Linked DNA regions of Homo sapiens: all the other regions are linked to region 3. A link is an interaction called in ENCODE POLR2A ChIA-PET data of the cell type or tissue named here. Cell type or tissue: HepG2. All regions are shown on one strand. Region 1 overlaps HMGA2 (high mobility group AT-hook 2). Region 2 overlaps HMGA2 (high mobility group AT-hook 2). Region 3 has its middle 18 kb from the start of LINC02425. Region 4 overlaps MSRB3 (methionine sulfoxide reductase B3).

What was found. Peaks named below come from ENCODE experiments on the same cell type or tissue, not always from the same donor. Only the 100,000 strongest peaks of a DNase experiment are listed, where the experiment ranks them.
Region 1: POLR2A ChIA-PET joins it to region 3 with 5 read pairs; 3 of 35 experiments call an interaction of 5 or more read pairs at or near these places.
Region 2: POLR2A ChIA-PET joins it to region 3 with 8 read pairs; 3 of 35 experiments call an interaction of 5 or more read pairs at or near these places.
Region 4: POLR2A ChIA-PET joins it to region 3 with 8 read pairs; 1 of 35 experiments calls an interaction of 5 or more read pairs at or near these places.

What each region holds. Positions count from the first base shown.
Region 1 is chr12:65,924,852-65,927,351 of GRCh38, forward strand. All of the region lies in intron 3 of HMGA2 (high mobility group AT-hook 2), which reads left to right. Among named protein-coding and RNA genes, the nearest start is that of HMGA2-AS2, 23 kb to the right of the region's middle. RefSeq lists an enhancer at 1,575-2,085. In HepG2, no CTCF peak of the experiment used is centred here; DNase peaks (open chromatin) are centred at 1,400 and 1,900; H3K4me3 peaks cover 553 bases.
Region 2 is chr12:65,929,169-65,931,668 of GRCh38, forward strand. All of the region lies in intron 3 of HMGA2 (high mobility group AT-hook 2), which reads left to right. Among named protein-coding and RNA genes, the nearest start is that of HMGA2-AS2, 18 kb to the right of the region's middle. RefSeq lists an enhancer at 1,017-1,161 and a cis regulatory region at 1,082-1,095. In HepG2, no CTCF peak of the experiment used is centred here; a DNase peak (open chromatin) is centred at 1,123.
Region 3 is chr12:66,047,885-66,050,384 of GRCh38, forward strand. No RefSeq gene overlaps it. Among named protein-coding and RNA genes, the nearest start is that of LINC02425, 18 kb to the left of the region's middle. In HepG2, no CTCF peak of the experiment used is centred here; DNase peaks (open chromatin) are centred at 1,317, 1,817 and 2,297.
Region 4 is chr12:65,326,523-65,329,022 of GRCh38, forward strand. MSRB3 (methionine sulfoxide reductase B3) reads left to right here. Exons shown (of 7, transcript NM_001031679.3): 3 at 304-412; 4 at 2,004-2,081. Among named protein-coding and RNA genes, the nearest start is that of MSRB3, 49 kb to the left of the region's middle. In HepG2, no CTCF peak of the experiment used is centred here; a DNase peak (open chromatin) is centred at 1,279; H3K4me3 peaks cover 866 bases.

The DNA of each region.
Region 1 (2,500 bases), 120 kb before region 3:
ACTCTCTCCCAGCCTTTCAGAACAGGTCTTCCTATTTTCTTCCATCCCTCTTCTGCCGTTCTGTCATATTTCTAGAGTGGGGCTGGCAATAAAACTATCAGAGAAGAGAGAAACCATATGTTCTGAGGTAAAATTTAACAGAATAAAGAAATTTCCAGCCCTTGAAAATGCCCAGAAGCTTCCAAGCAGACCCTCCTTAAAAGTTTCCATCTACTGTCTTTTATTAAACCCTGGTATTCCTCAAATGTGAAATTCCTTTCTGAATTGTTAAAATATTTTTATAAATAAAAAAACTCAATTAATTTTGAGTAGCTCAAAAGTATCTTTTCTACAATTTCTAAAGTAAAGATGCTACATTTTAGGTTATAAGTTTTTGCCACCAGGTGTGACTCTAACTATTCTTCATATCTTTTGTTCGCTCAAACGTGTCCCAAATTTGAAAAAAATTGACTTTTGGACAATTTCTAATAAGCATTTGGGTGGTCCTGAGCAGGAGGAACTTCTAGTTTGTGAAGTAGCTAAGGAAAACATCTTAGGCAATTTTTAGTTCCAAGAACTTAGCCTGACCAAGTAACCTGACTTGCAGCTTAGGCGTTTAATTAGGAGCAATTTGGACACCAGAGTTCCGATTCTGCTCTTGGTGCCATCTTTTTCTTTGGGGAAGTGTTCTGCTTACAGCCTATATTTTGTGAACATCGTTTCCTGTATATCTTTGTGTCTAATACGGCACTTCAAACATAGTAGGCATTTGGAAATTGCTCCCTGAACTGAATTAAATGCAAGGTTAATTCATGGTTGTACATGATCAGAGTTGGAGTAAAAAATGAAATAAAATGAAAAGCACTATCAATTAATCAGGTTAAGTCATGTCAAGCGATCATTAAGTTTTCGATGATCTTGCAGATCTTTGAGAGAATGCGGATCTCGGGCATTTTCAGTTGTGTGCACTGACACGTGAATGTGTGTGTGCCCTCACATAAGTTCTTACATAGCAGAAGGAAGGAAGTTGTGAAAGGGGAGAAAATAGAGCTATTGACTGCAGAGCCATAAAGCTGTTTTTAGAATGACTGCTTCTGTTGTATTGGGGAACGCTTCCTTTGAGAGGGGGTATATTATGCATCCTCTTTCCATTAAGTCTATTTTTGGAAGAAATTACAGAAGATAATATATTACCAGCTCCCAGGGATCTCTTATCAACATAGCCTCTGTTCTCATAACACACCTGCTTAGAGCAAAATAAATTATTCTGTCCTCAGGAATGCCAACCCCAGACAATCAAAATCTTCACTAAATCCCTGTATTTATTAGGGAAGCTCGGATTTTTGAAAAGTGTTAACTCCGCCCCTAAAAGCAGTAAGCGAGAGATAACAACAGTGGAGTCTTGTGGTTGAGCATTCAATCAGCTTCAACAGGGGCAAAGTCTAGGAATTGTTTTCAAAACAGTGTGGGGCTTCCTACTCAGGGGGAGGATTTATCTGCATTTGGCAATTACTCCAGTTACCTTGGAACAAGAAATTTACTTCTCAGTAGTTTTGCAAATTAAGTGTTTAACTTCGTCTCTATAGAATTAATGCCTCGGAGGTGGGGAGAGGGAGGCAGAGGAGAGGCTTTCAAGGCCAGTTCACAAGTTTGACACTTAAAGTGATAGTAGCAAGTTTTTCTCTAACTGCAAGAGTGTGAAGTTCTGTTTCCACCTAATTGCAGTTTGCATCCTGCAAGTGTATTGATTTAGACATTAAAACAACTTAAATGTTTAGCAGTAAAAAGTTGTTTAATCATTAAACCACTACCATTTTCTTTCGCCCTTTAAACCTGCTTTCAATCAGCAAATGCTGATTTGGATGCTGGTTTACAGTCTCATTAACCATGAAGATCACAAAGGAAAGGTTGTGGCAGCAGTGGGAAGCTCTGAAGCACCCTCATTGTCACAGGAAACATTCAGTGAGACATTCAGCTGTCTCACAACACACACAGCTCTGAGAGAGGTTTGGGTGACAGAAATGCAGCCTCCAGTTCCAGAAGCAGCACGCTGTTCATTCCAGGAAAGGAAAAAAAAAGTGCTTTTCTGCGTGACCATGTTGATCACTGTTACCATGCAGTAATCAGGGGTCTTTTTGCCACTTAAGTGTAATGGGAGGAGGGTATATCATTGGAGACTCCTAGGTGAATGGCGTGGATGTTACTCTTTTGCAAAGCAAGGAGGAGTTGCAGTGTTTCATGGCCTTCTTTCAACACACGGGAGTTTTATCACTCATTTTAAACGCACAACTTAACACCATTTTCAAACTGAGTTCCAGCCCTGGATTGTTTTTTTACAAAATGGCCCCTTTCCCCTCATAGTGGGATGGCCATGGGTGCCCATTAATTGCTACACTTATAGGAACTGAATTTATTCCCTTCATGGTAGAAAAACCAAGCCTATTTTCTGAAACTTAATCCTGTGAGCTACCATCCACGGCCATACCAGGCTCCAGGAAGGGATCACAACTTTCTGAAGAGA
Region 2 (2,500 bases), 120 kb before region 3:
TGAGGACTGTTCTCTGGCCAAAGTTTGTCAAACCATTTCTCTGAGTAACAAGACTTCCTCATGTTTTCCATACTCTATAGTTCAGTGTTGCAGCCTTCCCATACTTGATTTTTAAAGCGGAGTTTTGTTTTGTTTGTTCTTAGTGCATTATGACTATAAAATGTAAAAACCTTTCCTCTTTGAAGATAAAAGGAAGTAATCCTAATTTTAAACACTTACTTGTTTTAAAAAATTGAAAAAAAAGTATCGACTTGATATGTCTAAAGAGACCTATGTATATATGTATTAGATATTTATATACATACATATGTATGTATATATGTAATATATATCATATATATATTTTAGAAATCTGCAAATTTAAAAAGGGAGTGTTTAGATTGCAGAAGACCTATCCCTAAACCCCGAATCCCAGAATTCTTAAGCTAGAAGGGCACTTGAGAGGTGATCTCATCTATAAAGAGATGTATATTTAAGGAGCTAATTTACACAGGTAGATGACAAAACCTTACACCAACTCTTCAAGCACAGGAAGCACCTTACACGAAACACTTTGGTGAATGCTCATTTCTACTCAATTTTAAACTAAATTCAACTGAAAATACCTCATTTTAAAGAGGATATTCAGTTGACTCACTGGGGAAAAACAATTGGATAAACTGGTTGTTTGCCCTTACCGAGATAAAATCACTGATAAGTTGAATGCATTTTTGTAATGTGTCAAGACAGATGGCTTTAATAGTCACACATATTAAGTATGGGATATGTGGCGAGGAATAGAGGTTTTTATATACAGAAGTAAGAACTGTAGAGGGGGGAAACCATGAAAGATAGAAAAAGATGAGAAGAAAGAGGACAGAGATGATACACTCAAGAAAAGCTGCCTATTTCAGAGTAGAATATATTGTAAGCCCCAGTATAGTTGAATGCTTACAAGAGGAGAAGCTTTTAGCAACTCCTTTGTTTCTTAATGTATATATTATATCTGAACAGAATGCTTCTTTCCTGTGAGCTAGACAGTAGGAAGTAATCTATCTTCAACCTTGTTTGGTGTGTAAATAAAACTTTAGAAAGGGTCTATTGAACTTTGGACAGGCAAGCTCCATGAGCTCTCCCTCACTCTTTGAGGCAGGTTAAAGGGTACGGCCATGACCACCACCTTAATCCTTCAGGGACTATTTACAAAAGATTGAAAAATGTGCCCAGGGCCCGTACCTGCCCCTCTGTGGAACTAGCCCAACTCAAGTGGGCTGGCAGGCAAGCCTGGCTTTCATGGGGACAGAAGAGAGAGTTTGCGGGGAGCTTGGCATTTTTCAACACATGCTTTTTGGCTTCTCCTACTGAATTTGTAATTTCCATGATATTTGGTGGGAAAATGGACACCGGCCTCTTTTGCTTTTTGTCTGCTGCTTTGCAGCTATTGGGATTCTGCGCCTTGGGATAATGAAGCAGGCTGTCATTTCCTCCCCCTAAATAATGCATTACAAAGTGGAAATGCAAATTTCCTGTGCAAGCTCTAAGTAGCAGGTGGTATTTCCTTAATATATTGTTTTTGACCTTTGGGGAAATTGGTATTACGAGCTGACTTTGGAAAATTAAAATAGCATCAAGGTCCTACATTTTAAATAAAACAATCGATATCTTAATTTTTAAAATCAGACTAGATTACGATACCAGGAAAAGACATACATATTTTGCTTTTATGTGTTAAAGTTTTGTAATTCAGGGAGGACAAGAAAAGGGATATGGTGCAGCTGAACTTTCTAATTCACTAAGACAGGAAAAAAGGAAGGAAAAAATGTATATTTTTAAGTTTCAATTTAAACCTTTGCTGTTAACTAAATGCTTTGATATGATCAGTCATACAAAGAGTTAAATTAAGCATGGAGCTGTTCAGATGGCAAATCTGCGTTGAGCTGAAGGTAAAAGACATCTGTATTTTTCATTCATTTGCTCAGCAGCACTAAATTTCAAGCTTGTTTTTTGTTCAGCATCAAAGAAAAGGTTGTTTTATGGTTATTGGATTTTTTTTAACCCACATATTTCATGAAAGGGACTCAAGTCACTGGGTCTTTATATTCTTTTAAGTTATTTTTCTGCCCACAGCCATTCTGCAAGCCATCTTGTTGAAGAGGGAAAACATAATTTCATTCTTTTTCTCTTCCTTTGAAGAAAAAAATTTAAGAGATTTAAATACCATTCACATTTTGGAACTTCCTTCTTTACCCCCTCCCGAAACCATCATCTCACAACTATGTAAAGCAATCAAATGTTGAAAGACTTAAGAGATTTTCACACACATAAATATCCTTTATATACTTATAACTGCTCTACTTATCAAGGGCAACAAGAATGGAACCCAGGAGCTAAGTTTATAGATGTTTGTGTGTGTGTGTGTGTGTGTGTGTGTGTGTGTGTGTGTTTGTGTGCGTATCAATATATCCAGATGTGTCCAAATGTACACGGTATTTTTAGCATACAAATTGCTGATTAGGCATCT
Region 3 (2,500 bases):
TGAGAGCACAGACCCCAAACCATTCACAGACCATGACACTTCTCTTACTCATGAATTAACTATATATTGGTATTCAATGAAAAGCTGATGTCTTTTTATGCGTACCCTAGCCAAAAATAATGCTAGGCTTCCTGATGATTCTCAAGATGTGTGGTGAAGTGTGTGTGTGTGTGTGTGTGTGTGTGTGTGTGTGTGTGATGTCAAGTAGACATTTACTGAACATTAACTGTGTATCAAGCACTGTGCCTACTTGTTGGAAAATAGAAGTAAAAATCTCCTTCCCCTAGAAGAATTTAGGATTTAGGTAAGAAAATAAAATACACATATCTACCAGGCTCTGGTAAAATCTAGAGTTCAAATATGTTATTTTTAATTTTGCTTAACCCCATATTTCTTTAACTTTTGGAATTCAGAATTTTTCTTCAAGAAGCACCTAATAATAATGCCACTATAATTAGTACTTTTCACTTTAAAATTAATTTTTTAATCTCTCCATCAGTATTCAGGTTTAGAATTTCCTAAAAGACCATGTACTTAAGCTTTCTTATAAAACAATTACATCATCAAGATGCAAATAAAGACTTCTTAATTTCCATCTATATTCAATTATTTTATGTTAAATTTGGGCTTCCCGTCTGCCAAGTTATATGCTGTATGGTGAACATATAAACAGGAAGCCAGCATTAGCCCTGCCCAGTAGTGTAGTGGAAGAATGACATGGAAACCTCTGATTGCAATACAATGAGACGAATGCTGGTTGACACACCTACAATATATGACCAGCGCCTGGAAACCAGCCATGCTAGCACATGGGGGTGCACGGAGGTGTACCGGGCGAAGGAAGGCTTTATGGAGGAAGTGATGTTTGAGCGGCTCTGAAAAAAACAGAAGGTCCCCAAGGTGAGAAGAGGATGAGGACTTTTCCAGGCAAAAGGAGAGGCAAAATGGCGTGATTTGGGAGTCTCCTGGGGATCTACCCGTCAAGAGAAAACCTCCTGAGAAGGTCTATAAGTGGAGCAGCGTCTACAGGGCGCTTCGCACAGCAAGCTGAGTCAAACACCAAACTGCTTCAGCTAACGAAATCTGCTGCCAGCATCTTCTGCTGTAACCTGCAAACACTGAGATACCTCTAACTTCTCGCCTTTCTTCCCTTCTTCCTCTTCCAAAAAAAAATGGTAGTGTCTGCTTCCAACTTCTCAAGCATGTGGAAAAAGACCTTGAGCTCCATCAGTGAGTAAGACCAGATAAACAGCAGTGCAGTGTTAGTGTCATCTTTGTCAGACTCATGAAAGAGCCTCCTTAAACAATAAATTATCATCAACATTCCAGGGTATAGTTGCTTAATATGTGTACTAGCCACGTCTCTGATACCTCTTCTTTCCGGGGTTTACCCTTTGGCTATTTCACTATTTGTTAGCATTTATGTACACAATTGGTTGTGCAATTCTACTCTTTCAGCTGCTGTTAGTTCTTGTGGTGATGAAAGGTAAAACAGAGGGTGCAATAAGATTCAGGAATAATCTGTGGACTTTTATTTTTTAGTGTGATCTATCTCACAGAAAATTGACATGTTTGTTTTTATTTTATGGAAAACTAACTTTACTCTCAAAATGTTCCTTTACCGTGTTTTTTGGTGAAAAACATTTTTAAATAGTCTCCACAATTGTTGAATGGCTACTTTTCTGATGAATTTCTTAAGCAGTAAGAGAAGTCCCTACAGCAAGCAGTCTGCTGTTTTGAAATTGTTTGCAAGGGAAAGTATTGTATAAAGATAATTATGTTGTGGCTAAAGAACTATCTTAGGCTAAAGTCCTTGAACAAAGAACAGATAAGCATGTCTTTGTTTGAAGTTTTGTGGTGAAATAATCATTGGCAGCTTATGTAGATATGCCTTGATTGATAACTATCCTATGTTTTTTTTTTTTTTGTTTTTTTTTTTTTTGAGACAGGGTCTCTCTCTCTCTGTCACCCAGGCTGGAGTGCAGTGGTGCAATCACAGCTCAATGCAGCCTCTACCTCCTGGGCTCAAGCAGTCCTCCCATCTCAGCCTCCTGAGTAGCTGGAACTACAGGCATGCACCACCATGCCCAGTTAATTTTTCAAAAATTTTTTTGTAGGGACAGGGCCTCCCTATGTTACCCAGACTGTTCTCAAACTCCTGGCCTCAAGCAATCCTCCTGTCTCAGCCTCCCAAAGTGCTGGAAGGCTGAAACAGCCCAGCCTCTATGAAAATATTTTTTTAAATGTGGAGCATTTGCTGGGTAACAAAGTACCTTTTTAAAAAAATCCACATTGAAGAAAGTCATGTATTCACTCAGCAAATATTTACTGAGTTGCTTCATCTGCATAAACACAGATATAAATTCTTGATACATCATTTTTAAAACAAATAATGATTATAATTACTCAAGGGGAACTTAAGACTGATTACTGTTGGCAAATACAAAATCATAATACCATATATTGAGCAATTACTAAATATCAGGCACATACTAAGTGC
Region 4 (2,500 bases), 720 kb before region 3:
AGGATACTGGGAGTTATAAAGCATGTACCTTGTGAATGATCAGTGAATTTTTAGTATCACATGCTAGAGACTGGCTGTAGCATATTGTCACTGCTCCAGTGGAATCATCTGAATCTTAAGAAACATTCATTTTAAACGTAGAGAAATAATCAGCTGCAGTTCAGGTAAGCATTTCCAGTGCATTAGAGACTGGTCTGGTCATTGACAAGTGACTGCAGAAGCTGTGCTGTGGCGGTCAGCCAAAGCAATTATTTAGGATTCAAGCTAAAAAGGCTTCTTCTCCCATATCCTCTCTCTTTTCAGGGTCGTGTAGGGATAAAAAGAACTGTAAGGTGGTCTTTTCCCAGCAGGAACTGAGGAAGCGGCTAACACCCCTGCAGTACCATGTCACTCAGGAGAAAGGGACCGAAAGGTAAGGTGAGCTTTAATAAAAAGTCATTAAGAGCTAGATTTCTTCTCCCCCTGCCCTCTGCAGTGCTTTTCCTTGCCAATTAATTTAAAGCATTCTATACTTACTTGCTAAAGTCTATGAATTAGTATCCTTGAAAAGGTTAAAATGGTGTTGTTTAGGTTAAGACTAAGTTTTATTTGTTCTTTTCTCCATTTAATGAATACTGCATATCTGATATAAAGTCACAAAGCTTTTGTTAAGGGCCTGTTTTTAGTTTACTACAAAATGTGTGGAAGTAACAGCGATTTAGGTACATTTTTTGGGAAGACATCACAGTAAGCAAAACCATGAGGGACTTGGCACTATGCCAGGATGCTGAAATTTTGAAGGTGGCCATTGTAAGTATAGACGTTTTGGCTGCAAAAAGAAGGTAGCATAATTTAGTTCTTTTCTACCCAACTCCAATTTCTTTTTGAAGCACATGTGGAGAAAGTATTTATTGGCTCATTTGTGGTTGGAATGTCAAAAATTTTCAATAACTGCCCTCACATGGCTTTGGTCCTTGGAAGTTCGCCCTAAGTCCTGAAAAAAGAGTTTGTTCACTTCCAAGACTGTTTTTAGTGAATAAAGCCTCTCTCAGCTGATTCCAGCTCAAAGGTAACTTGCCAAGGTCCGACGACTTTGTTGTCTAATTTATACCATGGAGCTTGGCGTAAGACCGTAGCTTACCTCTGATCCAAATTTATTAATGATGTAACTTCTTGTTTTCATTCATGAACTGAAAGAGCTCTCTACTACACATGGGATCCCTGTTAACAGGCAACACTCTCTTCCTGTCACAGTATCTACTGTTTACTGAATTTACCAAATGTTGAATCTCTGACGAAGTCCAACCTTAGCATACAATGAGCTAGCAGTGGACTTCAGTCTCAGCTTGCGAGGATTTCTATCCGTTCTGTTGTGTACATGACTAGCAAAATGATTTAATGCACACAAACAACCAGAGATTAGGTCATTCTTAAAAATTCTGTTTATAAAAAATTTGGACCTCATAAAGAGGGTGAAAGGATAATAAAAACAAGCTGCAGAGCACATAGACTTTTTGTTGGGCTAGCACAGCTGATTTGTATTAGCTGAATGACCTCCTAGCCTTTAAGATTGTTAACTTAGAAAAATATTCCCTTAAAGCTGCAATATTCCTTTTCAAACCAAAAAATAAGACTCCTTCCACTTGAAGTCTTGGACCCTTCTGCATTTTCTGGTATATACTCTTGCACACTGTAAAGTAGCAAAATCTTATGTAATGTTCTTTCTGTGAATCTAAACTACAGGCTTTTTTTTTTAATAGAAAAAAATCTTTTTCTAAGCATTACATAACTAGATGGCTTGATTTTTTTATGTAACTTGCACTAGTTTGGAGTAGTTATATGCACATTTTATTATATAGATTTGAAATATATTAGTAAAGTTCAGATTTCCATATGTTTGGTTTGTTTTCATTCTAGTACAAAAAGCCCTTGAAAGATTTATTAGAGAAATATATTTTAAGCAAATACATTCTGTAAGAAATAATGCTAACTTTAATTTTTTAAATGATCTGTTTATTTATCAGTGCCTTTGAAGGAGAATACACACATCACAAAGATCCTGGAATATATAAATGTGTTGTTTGTGGAACTCCATTGTTTAAGTAAGTATGTTGAAAACCTATAGGTATGGCTGTATCATAGATGGCAGCAAACTAGTTATTGCTTTTTCATCTTAGAATCTTTCCATTGCTGAATTTTCTTCTGTTTGTTTTTCTATTTCCATTTACCCCCAACAAAACAAAAGTAATTATTGATTTCATGGTAAATTACCAGTGTGACAGACTGGCTGATTTTGCACTACTTGGATCTTTAAAATACCCAACATTAACTTGTTCATGTCAGTAACCATGGTGCTTAGCAGAGCTGTGAAAGAGATTTTGGCAAGCATAGAAATGTTTATGCATTTACTGATTTTTTAAATCTTCAAATGACAGCCTTAAATATTTATTGGAACATAATGAAAAGTTCTTCATGTATATACTTCACATTGAATAAAATCCACCAAGTAGATTATACTTTT